Linked DNA regions of Homo sapiens: region 2 is linked to region 1. Evidence: chromatin contacts called from ENCODE Hi-C or POLR2A ChIA-PET data. All regions are on one chromosome and are shown on one strand. Each heading gives the region's core, a stretch centred on a gene start or an enhancer-like site at or near the end of the contact. The rest is flanking DNA. Distances are from core to core; before and after follow the strand shown. Region 1 holds the start of ZFAND4 (zinc finger AN1-type containing 4). Region 2 holds the start of WASHC2C (WASH complex subunit 2C).

What was found. A loop is a pair of places that touch in the nucleus more often than their neighbours do. ChIA-PET counts read pairs that join two places held with the same protein, here RNA polymerase II (POLR2A). Pooled maps may share reads with other maps.
Region 2: a loop to region 1 is called in a map of CD8-positive, alpha-beta T cell, with 18 times the contacts of the local background. The contact joins the promoter of WASHC2C here to the promoter of ZFAND4 in region 1. A Hi-C loop is called at or near these places in 12 of 168 maps with a recorded cell type or tissue (CD4-positive, alpha-beta T cell, CD4-positive, alpha-beta memory T cell, CD8-positive, alpha-beta T cell and 9 more), 5 of 37 single-sample maps with no recorded cell type and 22 of 50 pooled maps. POLR2A ChIA-PET finds 5 or more read pairs at or near these places in 7 of 52 experiments (BJ, CD4-positive, alpha-beta T cell, CD4-positive, alpha-beta memory T cell and 4 more).

The regions. Positions count from the first base shown.
Region 1 is chr10:45,670,340-45,674,462 of GRCh38, reverse strand. It overlaps ZFAND4 (zinc finger AN1-type containing 4), which reads left to right and starts at 1,691. Exons shown (of 10, transcript NM_174890.4): 1 at 1,691-2,213. RefSeq lists a silencer at 1,389-2,108.
Region 2 is chr10:45,724,383-45,728,571 of GRCh38, reverse strand. It overlaps WASHC2C (WASH complex subunit 2C), which reads right to left and starts at 1,306. Exons shown (of 31, transcript NM_001330074.2): 1 at 1,252-1,306; 2 at 1,033-1,155. The coding sequence starts at 1,254. It overlaps LOC107984227 (RNA guanine-N7 methyltransferase activating subunit-like), which reads left to right and starts at 1,390. Exons shown (of 1, transcript NR_199876.1): 1 at 1,390-3,820. RefSeq lists enhancers at 590-1,334, 1,335-2,080 and a silencer at 1,566-1,615.

The sequences.
Region 1 (4,123 bases), core at 442-2,941:
CTTGAAAGGGAGAGAGAACTTACGTTAAAAAAAAGTTCCTATGGTAACAACTTTTAATGCTATTTTATTCAGTCTCCATGGTCTATCAGATAGGTAATGTAGTAACACTAATTTTACAGATAAAGCTAAAATCTGGAAGCAATGTGGAATAATGGAACAAGGTTGGATTTTTGTATTGTGTCCTAGTTTAAATATGGCTTTCCGACATAGAGCTGTTTGATTATAGGTAAATTGTTCTACTTTAATTGGCTTTTGTTTACTCCTTTGTAGACGAGGGATTTCACTACCAACTTTGCAGGATTGTGATGGGGAGAGAATACGTAAAGACCCTTATCAACTATCTGGCACTTGAAGAATGGCAGATGATAATGATGATGATGTTGTAAAGAATGAATGACTTGGCCAGGTAATGGAGCTTCTGGTATTGGGAGGCAAGGCTTTAAACACACCTGCCTGACTCCACGGTCCATGCTGTCAATTCTCCAGTGTGAATGAAGTGGGCAGGCAAGGGTGAGAAACGCTAAGGTTTTTACTCAGTAAGTCTCCATCACAGGCCCTATTCTAGGCTCAGGAATGCAAAGATGATTACCATCATAGCTCTGTCCTCAAAGGTCTCCAATCTATTTAGCATTAAGCATATGTGGAGTTTCAGAAGGAACCAACGGCGAGACTGGTGAATCAATGCCCAGTGCCTCACCATACTCCCCCAGTGTATGCTCAATAGTTCGTTGAACTGTGGAGATAAGTTGGTGGGTAGGGTCTCAGAAGAATGAGAGAGGACAGGAGACACAGATTAGATGTTTAGTTTCATATTAGACTGGCTCCTCTGAGCCAGAAGTCGAGGATGAGTGAACCCGCAGTGGGAGTGAGATGACATTCTTTGTCAGCTGAGTAACCCACTTAGTGAAGGAGGTTCACGGAGTTGGAAAATCGGTAGGGGGAACGGAACGAGGCAGTGGGCTCCCATGTTAGGTTGAAAGGCAGGTGTTGGCTTGAAGCCAGTTACTGTTTACACCGCAGCTCAGCAGCTTGGAAACTGGAGCAGGAGGTGTGGCTGGGCTTACCCAACGCTGGGATTTGAGCCCAGGGTGCCTACTCCATTGCCTGGCCTACAGTTCTCAGTAAATTGTATGAGGACTACAGAAAGTTATCTGTTTTCGCCTTTGTCTTCAAGCAGGCACGGTAATGCCCCCATTTTCCAGATGAGGCAATTGAGGCCAGAAACATTAGGGGACGGTGAAGCCTAAAGCAGATTTGTTAGGACAGGCCGGCCCAAACGCACCAGGAGCGCCCCTCACTCTGGAGAGGCCACCGACTGGACAGCGTCTGCCTGTATCGCCTATCTCCAGCAAATCAGGCGCCTGGAAGAGGATCCCCGGTGGGTCTCACGGAGGGCGGCTCCGGCTTCAACCCCGCCGTTCCCAGCAGGCCATGCGGCTGCCCTCCAGACGCCCGCGTGGGCACGAGTCAGGGGTCCAGTGTTGCTAGTAATAAAAGATCAACATCCGGGCCTCGTAACTCACAACCTCCAGCGAATGCCAAGAAGGCCCCAGGGCCCTGGCGCCCCGGCAACCGCCCACGTCCGGGGGCCAGGCCTGCCCCCGCCCGCGCTGATTGGAGGGCAGCGAAAGCGCCGTCCAGCGATTGGTAGGTGGTGTCACAAAGGGGCGGGGCGCGGCGGCAGCGGAGCGTTGTCGGCCAGTGCCTTCCGTGAAGTTGCTCGCCGGGTCGTTGGGCCCTGTCGACCTGTAGGCGGGCGAGCGAGCCAGCGGACAAGACTGCGGGTGAGGCTGAGCTAGCGAGCGGCCGGCAGGGGGGGCGCCCGGGCTGCGAGCCGCTGAGCCCAGCCGCGCTGCCGCCGCCGGCCGTCGTGGGGCCGGAATGGCGCAAGGCCGGAGTGGCGCGGGCGCTCGGCGCTGGGCTGCCGGGTAGAGTCCTGTCCCCGCCCCTCGCCTTGCGGCCTGACGCCGGCCGCTGCTGCCCGGGGACCGGAGCGGCGGGCCGCCTTTGCCCAGGACACACGCTCTGGCGTTTGTTCCTTTGGGCGTGACGCCAGCTTCAACGGGTACGCGGCTTTCCCGACGGGTGCTGATCTCCGAGTCGCTGTTGTCACGCGGACTGCTGTCCTCCAGATTCAGGCCGGTGGGTCTGGGGAGCCCGGATTGGTCTTGGAGGAGCAACGGCTGCGCAGGTGACTCGGTGGCCTCAAGTGTGTAGGTACCTGGATGGCGCGAGGAGATGCTGGCTCTGAAATACTTCCCAATTCCGCTTGCAGATGAACTCCGGACTAGAGTTTAGGCTACAGACAAGTTAGGCGGTTGATGTGATTCTGTAGCTCGTATTTCGAACTTTAGGGATGTTTTGATGTATCAGTAAATGTAGATCTGTGTCACAGTTTTAATGGCAGCTTCACATTCCGGATATCTTTATGTTGGGGAAAATGTTTCAAAGGTAACTGCTCTTCTGTAGCTAAGCTTCTTTAGAGCAGAGGTTGGAGAAAATTCTGAGTTACTGAAATTACGTATTCAGCGCTATTGCCTGTTTACCTTTAACTTCCATTTCATCCTTGGAGTTGTGTTTTTAGAAACTTTTCAGAAGAAATGAGAGAAATGCTTTGGGAATTGATTTTTTTTTTTTTTTTAAGTTCTAGGGTACATGTGCACAACGTGCAGGTTTGGTACATAGCTATACATGTGCCATGTTGGTTTTCTGCACCGACTAACTCGTCATTTATATTGCGTATTTCTCTTAATGCTATCCCTCCCCCCATCTCACTCCCCACGACAGGCCCCAGTGTGTGATGTTCCCCTCCCTGTGTCCAAGTGTTCTCATTGTTGAGTTCCCATCTATGAGTGAGAACATGGCGGTGTTTGGTTTTCTGTCCTTGTGACAGTTTGCTGAGAATGATGGTTTCCAGCTTCATCCATGTCCATGCAAAGGACATGAACTCATCCTTTTTTTATGGCTGCATAGTATTCCATGGTGTATATGTGCCACATATTCTTAATCCACTCTATCACTGATGGACATTTGGGTTGGTTCCAAGTCTTTGCTGTTGTGAATTGTGCCACAGTAAACATACGTGTGCATGTGTCTTTATAGTGGCATGATTTATAATCCTTTGGGTATATACCCAGTAATGGGATCGCTGGGTCAAATGGTATTTCTAGTTCTAGATCCTTGAGGAATTGCCACACTGTTTTCCACAACGGTTGAACTAATTTACAGTCCCACCAACAGTGTAAAAGTGTTCCTATTTCTACACATCCTCTCCAGCATCTGTTGTTTCCTAACTTTCTAATGATCGCCATTCTAACTGGTGTGAGATGGTATCTCACTGTGGTTTTGATTTGCATTTTTCTGATGACCAGTGATGATGAGTGTTTTTTCATGTGTCTGTTGGCTGCATAAATATCTTCTTTTGAGAACTGTCTGTTCATATCCTTTGCCCACTTTTTGATGCGGTTGTTTTTTTCTTGAAAATTTGTCTAAGTTCTTTGTAGATTCTGGATATTAGCCCTCTGTCAGATGGGTAGATTGCAAAATTTTTTTCCCATTCTGTAGGTTGCCTGTTCACTCTGATGGTAGTTTCTTTTGCTGTGCAGAAGCTCTTTAGTTTAATTAGATCCCATTTGTCTATTTTGGCTTTTGTTGCCATTGCTTTTGGTGTTTTAGTCATGAAGTCCGTGCTCATGCCTATGTCCTGAATGGTATTGCCTAGGTTTTCTTCTAGGGTTTTTATGGTTTCAGGTCTAACATTTAAGTCTTTAATCCATCTTGAATTAATTTTTGTATAAGGTGTAAGGAAGGGATCCAGTTTCAGCTTTCTACATATGGCTAGCCAGTTTTCCCAGCACCATTTATTAAATAGGGAATCATTTCCCTACGTCTTGTTTTTGTCAGGTTTGTCAAAGATGGTTGTAGGCTGGGCACAGTGGCTTACGCCTGTAATCCCAGCACTTTGGGAGGCCGAGGCAGGCGGATCACCTGAGGTTGAGAGTTTGAGACCAGCCTGACGAACATGGAGAAACCCCTGTTGGGAGAAATCTCTACTAAAAATGCAAAAAAATTAGCCGGGCGTGGTGGCACATGCCTGTAATCCCAGCTACTAGGGAGGCTGAGG
Region 2 (4,189 bases), core at 57-2,556, 54 kb before region 1:
AGAGACGGGGTTTCACCATGTTGGCCAGGCTGGTCTCGAACTCCTGACCTCGTGATTCGCCCACCTCGGCCTCCCAAAGTGCTAGGATTACAGGTGTGAGCCACTGTGCCCGGCCGGAATGCTGGTTTGACAAGTACTAAAACCAAGTGACATTGGAAAACACTAAGAAAGCTCATCAAAAGAGTGGCAGTGAGCTAATGGACACCTATCTCGTTTCTGGAAAAATTTAAAATCCCTTTTTGGCACTGGGTATGGTGGCTCACGCTTGTAATCCAACACTTTGGGAGGCTGAGGCAGGGTTATCGCTAGAGTCCAGGAGTTGCAGACCAGTCTGGGCAACATAGCAAGACCCCCATCTCTACTAAAATTAAATAAATAAACAAATCAGACAGGTGTGGTGGACGCCTATAGTCCCAGCTACTCAGGACGCTGAGGTGAGAGGATCACCTGAACCCCAGAGGATTCAGTGAGCCAAGATCGAGCCACTTGCACTCCAGCCTGGGCGACAGGGCAAAACCCTGTCTCCTTTTAAAAGTCCTCTTTGGTTGTCAATCTACAGAGATCACAGACCAAGGGTTAGCTAATCAACCACCACTCTTATTCAAAAATCCTATTCATTTGGGACTCGAACAGTTCTGAGCTTTTTGGGCCCCCGATTTGAAGAATCCCATTAAAGGATATCCACATACTGGCTTGTTTCCCACCCCATTTAGTCCAGGTCCCAACAGGAATCGCCTCCCTAGTGCCCGAGCAATCCCTCAGTGTGGCGGAAACGGATCTCCCCTCCGGATGGAGCTGAGCCAGAAACCCCATGAAGGGAACGTCGCGTCTGGGCCACGGTCAGGGTCTGCCCCTCTCCCTGGTGGCCGGGGACTGCCAGGGTGGCATTCTCGGGGGCTAAACGGGGCGTGTGTTCCTAAGAGGGCAGGCAACGGGACGGGCCAGGTGCAGGGGCAGTCGCGGTCCGGCCCTCCTGCGCGCAAGCCAAGCGTCACCCCTGCCGCTCTCGCGTCCCCGGGGCCCGCCTCTCACGCCCGCGTCGGCCGCCAGCGACCAGCTCTGGCTGCTCCTGCGGATCTCCTCCACCGACCACGGCCGCTCCCACACGGGCTCCGACGCCGGCACCAGCTCCTGGTCGGGGGTCGTCCGGTTCATCTGCAGCGAAAAAAACGAGAAGAGAGGCTGAGCCTGAGGGCGGCAGGGACGGCGGCCCCAGCCCAGGCCGGCCCCTCTCCGGCCCGCCGCCCTCACCATCCCAGCCGCCCGGCTCGGTGGGCTCCGAGGCTGCCAGCACAGGCCGAGGACCGCAGAGCCCCGGAAGCCTAGCCCCAGCCAAGCTGCCCGGGGCGTGACCGGCCTCACGTGACCTGATGTCACGTGACAGAACCCGCACGTGATCCGACCTGCGATGCTGAGGGGAGGAAGCTGCGGAAGTGGACTGGGACTGGAGTTTGGGGTTCTACCCTAGGTTGGGGCGGAGGAAGCTGGAGGATAGGGGCTGACGCCAGGAACGCTGCAGAGGCGGGTTGGGCGGGGGGCGCTGCCGCCCAAGGCCCGAGGCAGCGGCGCGGGATCGGCCAAAGCACCGGCCGCCAGTTCGGCGGGTCTGGAGAGAGGGGACCTCAAGCAGCCAGTGGAGCAACCAGCCTGGGAGCCTTCGACGTAGGCGCTGTGGGCGAAGGAAAAGGCCTGGCCTGCTGCCTCTTCTCTTGCAGCAAAATCCGCTGCTGTGAAGGAGCTGGTAGGCGGACGCTCTGTAGATAAGAGAATCCCTGATCTGCCTGGGCATCATCTTGCTCTTTATGACCTGCTTGGCTGCCACTGTGTAGGGCCTGCTTAAAGTCCTTTGCACTCTCAGCATTCCCCTCAAGTTCAAGGACAAGCTTCTCATTATGGCAGGCATAAAACTCTTTATAATTCGTCCTCCACTCTCCCAGCTCAGGGCTCCAGCTGTTGTCTCACACTTCCTTGAAGTTCCCTCTGCTGAGTCGCCCTTGTGCCTGACCAACTTACTTACTAAAATAAAAATCCCAATTTCTTTCCAGTCATGTGTGCCCAAGGGCGAGTTATTTAACTTTTCTGAGCTTTCCTCAGTAAAACGAAGCTACATATCTTGCAAGGATGTGATATTAAAGTTATGATATTGTAAAACAGGTGCCACGGTGCTTGGCCTAGGGTGAGCCTTCAACCTAGAACATACCACTGTCCCCATGCACCTTGCTCACACACCCAATCCCAGACTTTTCTTTTGTAGTCACCTCAGTTATCACCTCATTAAATAACCTGATTACCCCAAGTACAGCTTAAGTGACTTAAGTTATTTTCTATGGCTAGCGGAAGGGTCTCCGCTACATTGGAGAGCTGGGGTGGTCTGGAGTTCCACGGTGTGGTGGGCCAGAGGCCACCTCTCCTGCGGTCTCTTAGTGTCTCGCTGGCGGGGTTCGGCCCGAGCTAGATAGACACAGCCCTTGGCGGATTTAAACAACCTAAACATTAAACAATACAGCTGCCTCAAATCTTTGGGAATTTCAGAATGACTGACACTGCCAAAGCTGTTCCAAATTTTGAAGAGATGTTTGCTAGTAGATTCACAGAAGATGACGAGGAGTATCAGGAATACTTGAAACGCCCTCCTGAGTCCTCTCCAATTGTTGAGGAATGGAATAGCAGAGCTGGTGGGAACCAAAGAAACAGAGACAATCGGTTGCAAGATAGCAGACAGTTCAGAGGCAGGGACGGCAGATGGGGGTGGCCAAGTGACAATCGATCCAATCAGTGGCGTGGACAATCCTGCGGTAACAATTACCCGCAACACAGACAAGAACCTTACTATCCCGACCAATATGGACATTAAGGTTACAACCAGCTGCCCCCTTACGATAGAAATGTTGGCAGCTTTTAGTAAAAGCATTTACTGTGTTACCACGACAAAAGTTTGGGTGTCTTCTGTCGGTCATAGTTGGTTTTTTTTGTTGTCGTTTGTTTGTTTGTTTGTTTGTTTTTGAGACGGAGTCTCTCTCTGTCGCCCAGGCTGGAGTGCAGTCTCGGCTCACTGCAAGGTCCGCCTCCCAGGTTCATGCCATTCTCCTGCCTCAGCCTCCCGAGTAGCTGTGACTACAAGAGCCCGCCACCACGCCTGGCTAATTTTTTGTATTTTTAATAGAGACAGGGTTTCACTGTGTTAGCCAGGATGGTCTCGATCTCCTGACCTCGTGATCCGCCCGCCTCAGCCTCCCAAAGTGCTGGGATTACAGGCGTGAGCCACTGCGCCCGGCTCGGTCATAGTTTTACATCTGATTTTACAGAATGGATTATTGATTTTTTGGAAGTTGAGACTTTAAAAAAAAATACATCTTACTTGCGAGATGCGATGGTTGCTGGGAATACCTGAAATTGTGGATTATATTGCTTGACTTCTACCTCAGAGTCTTCGTTTCATGACTTAATAGTGTTTTGAGTTTGGTATATTTTTCTTATTTGACCTCCAGGAATTCTTCGTTTTACACAGATATAAAAATTTTAAAATAGAAAATGCTTGCTTTTACTTTGTAAGGTAAGAGAGTATCCACATGCTTAGATGTGCTCGTTTCTAAAATTCTAGAGGTTAATACAATCAGCTCATGAATGCACAGCTATGCTTCTTGTGATAGATTGTACATAACATCAGCAGTTGAAAGGTAAAACAATTGCTTTTTTTTTTTTTTTGCTTTTGTTACGTGACTATGGTACTTTGTGATTCCTTACTCTATAATGAGTCGCTCCACATTTATTTGGGTCTCTTTTTAGAGGGAAATCAGTAATAAAGCTGTAAAATAAATAAGGAAAAAAGTTGTTTTTGATGTATTTATCCTAAGGTATTACATTGTATTGTAATCATTTAAATATCAGTCTCTCCTTTAATAATAGCTAACATTTATCAAGTGTTCAGTATTTACCACTTTATACATTGTTCATTTAATTCACACAATGACTATGAGGGAGGAAATATTATTTCCAAATTATAGTTGAGGAAACTGAGGTACAGAAAGGAGAAGTAACTTACTTATGATTAGGTAACCAGGAAAGAGGCAGACCCGAGAACACACACTGTGAGCCAATATGTTACAGTAACCTATAACAGTGTTAACACTAAGGCTGGGCTGGCGTGGTGGCTCACACCTGTAATCCCAGCACTGTGGGAGGCCAAGGC